Regions from separate parts of the Homo sapiens genome. Here region 2 is linked to region 1. Evidence: chromatin loops called from intact Hi-C (ENCODE). Cell type or tissue: mammary epithelial cell. All regions are shown on one strand. Each heading gives the region's core, and the rest is flanking DNA. Links, peaks and the distances in the headings are about the cores only. Region 1 has its middle 610 kb from the start of LINC00882. Region 2 has its middle 470 kb from the start of LINC00882.

What was found. A loop is a pair of places that touch in the nucleus more often than their neighbours do. Peaks named below come from ENCODE experiments on the same cell type or tissue, not always from the same donor. Only the 100,000 strongest peaks of a DNase experiment are listed, where the experiment ranks them.
Region 2: it touches region 1 in a loop (7-fold over the local background); 1 of 110 quality-filtered maps calls a loop at or near these places.

What each region holds. Positions count from the first base shown.
Region 1 is chr3:106,633,778-106,636,710 of GRCh38, reverse strand. No RefSeq gene overlaps it. Among named protein-coding and RNA genes, the nearest start is that of LINC00882, 610 kb to the left of the region's middle. In mammary epithelial cell, for the core only: no CTCF peak of the experiment used is centred there; a DNase peak (open chromatin) is centred at 1,270; H3K27ac peaks cover 1,605 bases.
Region 2 is chr3:106,764,324-106,767,256 of GRCh38, reverse strand. No RefSeq gene overlaps it. Among named protein-coding and RNA genes, the nearest start is that of LINC00882, 470 kb to the left of the region's middle. RefSeq lists an enhancer at 1,159-2,358. In mammary epithelial cell, for the core only: no CTCF peak of the experiment used is centred there; a DNase peak (open chromatin) is centred at 1,736; H3K27ac peaks cover 1,886 bases.

The DNA of each region.
Region 1 (2,933 bases), core at 239-2,738:
GATATCAAACTCAGCCTCCAGAATTGAGAGAAGATAAATTTCTGTTGTTTAAACCACCCAGTCTGTGGTATTTGTTACAGTAGTCCCCGCAAACTAATACAGATGTTTCTCAACTGATGATAAGGTTATGTTCCAATGAACCTGTTTTAAATTGAAAATATTGTAAGTCAAAAATGCATTTAATACACCTAATCTACTGAACATCATAGCTTTGCCTAGCTTACCTTAAACATGCTCAGAACACTTATATTAGCCTACAATTTGGCAAAATCATAAAACACAAAGCTTATTTTATAATAAAGTGTTGAATACCTCGTGTAACTTACTAAATACTGTACTGGAAGTGAAAAACAGAATGGTTGTATGGATACTTGAAGTATGGCTTTTACTGAATGCATACAGTTTTTGCAGCACTGTAAAATTGAAAAATTATGAATTGAACCATTCAAAGTTCAGGACTGTCTATCTATACTTACACTAGAGGAATTTCTTCTCCCTGAACTAATTCCTATACTATTGCTCTTGATTCCATTTGTTCTTCCCTCTAGGTATAATCTTTCTCTTTTGTATTTTCTACTTTCTGTTTTCTATTTATTTTCTCTCTTCTAACTATACGTACATTCATGCATGCAGTATTCTCTCCTTATCCACGGGATATATTCTGCAAGGCCCCCAGTGGTTGCCTGAAATATCAGATAGTACTGAGCCAGATTGTATCAATTACAACACGTTTCTGTTCATGCCTTCTATCCCAAAATTTAAGGCCTTTTCCATCTTAACTAAGCACTTATCACTCACTGTGCCTGTAACTTTTACAGTTCAAATGAATTTCTTTTTCATTCTTGACAATTTCAAGAATATGAGATTTGTTTTTAACCATAGATCTTAGCAACTTCAGCAAACATTTTTTCCTTTCCTTATTTAGTCAAGAATTTTTACCTTTTCACTTAAAGGAATCACTTTTTGGCTACATTTGAGCATATCCAAATACTCAGCATGAATACTATTGTACTTTGTGCCATTATTAAATAAAATAAGGGTTTCTGGAACACAAGCACTGCAATAGTGTGACAGTTGATCTGATTCCCTAGACAACTCTTAAGTGACAAATGGACAGGAGTGTGTACAGCGTGAGTATACTGGCAAAGGGAGGATTCATGCCCCAAGGGAGCAGAATGGGATGGCAAGAGATTTCATCATGCTACTCAAAAACCACACACTTTAAAACTTACGAATCTTTACTCTGGAATTTTGCATTTAATATTTTCAGACTGAGGTTGACTGTGAGGTAACTGAAACCACAGAAAGCAAAACTGCCAACAAGGGGGGACAATGCTACGTGTGTGCAGATTATACATATACTCATAGTCTTGGCCATGTGAGAGAAAGAAACCACTATTACACATGCAAAAAACTCCCAACATATTCAGCTTCATACTTTCTTCTATTTTGTCCATTTTGATACTTTTGTTCAATTAATTGATTAAAATAGTGGTCTGTACTTCCTCATCTACTTCCTAATATTTCATTTGCATTTCAATCTAACTCAGTCTGGATTATGTCTTCCTCACTACAACATTGTCTTTGCCCTCTCCATTTTACCAATGAAGAAAGGAACTCTGAGAGGTTGTGTAACTTGCCCAGAGTCACATAGCTGCAAATAACCATGTCAAGTTTTAAACACATAAAAGTTTGTAGTTTTAAACCTAATAAAATTCCAAAGACTTTCCTCTTAAAACATAGTTTTAAAGCATGATAACGCTTATGCGTCAAGAAACCTTCAGCTCAAAGCCATCTGCAGGAAGCAATAGCAGTCATCATGGTACAAGGTGGGTCTAATTCAGGACTGAGAAACAGGAGCCAGCTTAAACTCTGGCCTGTAGTCCTCGTGAATATGGGAAAGTCCAATTCTGTGAATATGGAGAGTATTTGATGCCATCTTTATAATGTACCACTTGGCTAACTTGCCACTCACATTAGCTTTGAGATTAAAAAATGCTAGGGCATTAGAATATAAAGCTGGAAAGATTTAAGAATAAGAAATATTTTATCCAAAGGAAAAAAAAATGTCTGGATTGAAGGTCATGAAGAATTGTAAAATAAGTAGTGTTTTACAAGGCTTCCATGAAGGTAATCCTGTCATTTCAAATTAAATGAGAGGGAAAATGCTGTAAAGTTATTGTGAGAAATTATTGTATAAAGTTGGAACTAATTTTAAAAACAATAGATAACATTCATTGAATGCTCATGATGTACCAGGTTATGTGCTTGTGCATTACCTATGTTGTGTTTAGCCCTTATGACGAACCTATGAAGTAGATAACATGCCTAGGTGATTTTTATCTGTAAGTTCTATTTTAACAATAAATAAATCAAGGAACAGTACTTAAAAAGTCATTAGTACAAAGTACATTTAAAGTCAAAGTACATTTAAAAAGTCATTAGTAAATACTAAAATTAGTCAAGCATAACTATTCACAATAGCAAAAATAGAGTATCAAACTAGTGTTCATCAACAGGATCAGATAAAGAAAATGTGATATATATATAGGAAGTATCTCAAGAGATATATATATAGGAAAAATATATATCTTAAGATATATATATAGGAAGATATATATATATCTTAAGATATATATAGGAAGATATATATATATATCTTAAGATATATATATAGGAAGATATATATATATCTTAAGATATATATAGGAAGATATATATATATCTTAAGATATATATATAGGAAGATATATATATATCTTAAGATACATATATAGGAAGATATATATATATCTTAAGATATATATATAGGAAGATATATATATATCTTAAGATATATATATAGGAAGATATATATATATATCTTAAGATATATATATAGGAAGATATATATATATCTTAAGATATATATATAGGAAGATATATATATATCT
Region 2 (2,933 bases), core at 193-2,692, 130 kb before region 1:
ACAGCCAGGGAAAGACTGTTTTTAAAGACTCATGTGATTAAGTTGATTGATAGCCACAATATAATCTGTGTGCCACCCACAGGATAATATCTCCATCTGAAAGTCCTTGACCCTAATTACATCTGCAAAATCCAATTTGCCATATAAGATAACATAGTCAGAGGTGTAAGCGATTAGTGTGTGGACATCTTTCAAGGAAGGATATTATTCGGCCAACCACAGTGATAAAGATGCATCAATAATTTCATCAGTATGAAGCTTCACAAAATAGGGCCAGACAGGGTGGCTGATGTCTGTAATTCCAGCACTTTGGGAGGCCGAGGTGGGTGGATCACCCGAGATCAGGAGTTCCAGACCAGTGTGGCCAACATGGTGAAATCCCATCTCTACTAAAAATACAAAAATTAGCCAGGCATGGTGGTGCATGCCTGTAATCCCAGCTACTTGGGAAGCTTGAGGCAGGAGAATCACTTGAACACGGGAGGCTGAGGTTGCAGTGAGCTGAAATTGTGCCACTGCACTCCAACCTGGGCTACATGAACAAAACTCTATCTCAAAAAAAAAAAAAAAAAAAGTTTTACAAAATAAAGAGGATACTAGATTTTGAGAAGGATTTTTTTTTCTCTTCTGATGATTTCCTAGTGTTTTTTATGCTACCCTCACCTCTTCCTGGCAAATATTGGGAAGAGTAATTATGACAATCCAAACCTGTTTACAATAGTGACCAACAGAATGATCTCTCATTTTTTTTTCCCTGGACAAGTTTCCTTAAGGAAACAAAGTCTAAGAGAAGAACCAGTGAAATAATATGCAATTAGAGTATTTAATTCAATGTACTGATCATGACTAAATCAATGGCATCAATTATAAGCACACTCAGTATCTGGAATCTCATCGGCATGTACACTTAATTAAGCTCTTTTATATTATACCATAAATCTTATTTTTGATCTCATATTTAAATGGTCTCACTTTTAATCTGATTCAGAAAGCCCCTGAAGACTTCTGAGTTTTTCCTCCAATAAGAGCCTGGTTTAACCAGGTTCTATCATTAAGGGTTAGTCAATTTGCCTGAGAGTTTCCCTCATTATAAATCACTGCCATGAAATGAAGAACCTACTACCAAGTTTACTAGGAGAGGTGAATGTGCAGCTCACTCTTAAAACTTTAGTTCTATTTGGTCAGATTCCATTTCATTTTGTAGAAGCAAAAATGTAAATTATTTTGTAGCTCTCCTGCCTCTTTCTCCTTATTTGCTCTGTTTTTCCTCAAGGACTTTTTAACCTGCATATACTTTCCTAAATTTCTTAACTTGACTCATTTAACTCCTATAATTTGATTCTCTTCATTCAGTTGAACAGATCTCATCCAATCAATTCTACTATACACCTATTCCTGAAGGAGTTTCTGAAATAATTGTTGTTTTTCTTGCCCTAAATTTTTTTTTGCCTACAATGAACTAATTGCCATACATATTATGGACTTATCAGAAATCGAAAGACTCCATTATGCAATAGTTTTGATAATTGTTTTTGAAAATTATCATCATGCCAAGCGTCAGGTTCCAGTCCAAGCTAAGGTCTGAGGGGAGTGAGTGGGTGAGTGGTGAGTAACTGTAAAAACACTTGAGGAATCGTAGGCAGTTTTGACATGGCTTATTCTCTCTCTGGGTGCAAGCCTGGGTGTGAGCCATAGGTACAGTGGCAGCAGGGTAATTATACCTTTTGCAGACAATAGTGGCTCTGAGCCGAGTATGAGCTTGCGTGAGTGGTTTCCTAATGTGCCTTACATGGAGTGATTACATAATATGTGGGGGTGGTGTGCCTGCGCTCCAAACCCACTGAGTCACACTTCACCAAAAGGCCACCTCAGTCTACTCCTGACTAAAGCGCAGCCATTTCCGTTACAAGTATATTCTGTCAAAATATTACTATAGTTTGCTCCCTTACTATACCTTAATCAAGCCATAAATTAACCATTATGTCATTTCTTTAATTTTGATTAAGGTAATCTTGTTAATCATGGAAAGGCTTTTTGTTTCTTTCAAAATCAAAGCTACCCATTACAAACATTCTTTCGCATTTTTTTCTTTTGTTTTGCAAATAGTGTATTTTTTGCAAGCAGTTTGTGTGTGTATGTATACATGAAAAATCTTATCATTTTGTAGGTAATAATCTCCCTTGGCAATCTAGGTGTGTTAATCATCATCTAGGAGTGCTAGTGATCATTATTTTTCTTAAATTTCTTCATAACTTTTCAGTTACAGTTTTCAGAGATGCTTCTGCAGCTTAGCTTATAACTATACCAGAAGCAATGTCTTTTAGGCCTGTATTTGGATATTTTATAACTTTGTGGTATTTGTATTTTCACTGCTGCTATTATTTTTCACCATGATGTAAACACCTGGAAAAAGCAACCTTGAATAAATTGTTTAGATGATGTGCTAAATCCTCAAGAAATTAAAATACTGTTTTCTCAATGGTATACTCAATGAGAGTTTAAAATGCAGGTGCTTGAAGAAATGTTAAGGTACAACTAATCATAATCTCAGACATTTATTTTATGTCATTTCATTTTGAGACAGGATCCTCACTCTGTCACCCAGGCTGGAGTACAGTGGTGTCATCTCAGCTCACTGCAGCCTCAACCTCCCAGGCTCAAATGACTCTTCCACTTCAGCCTCCTAAGTAGTTGGGAGTACAGGTGCACCTCACCACGCTCAGCTAACTTTGGTATTTTTTGAAGAGATGGGGTTTTGTCATGTTGCCCAACCTGGTCTTGAACTCCTGGGCTCAAGTGACCCACCTGCTTCTGCTTCCCACAGTGGTGGGATTACAAACACGGGCCACCTCACCTGGCTCAGACTCATTTTAAATAAACACTCCAGTTAATATTTAGTAATAATTATAAAATTATAATAAAATTATAGCTTT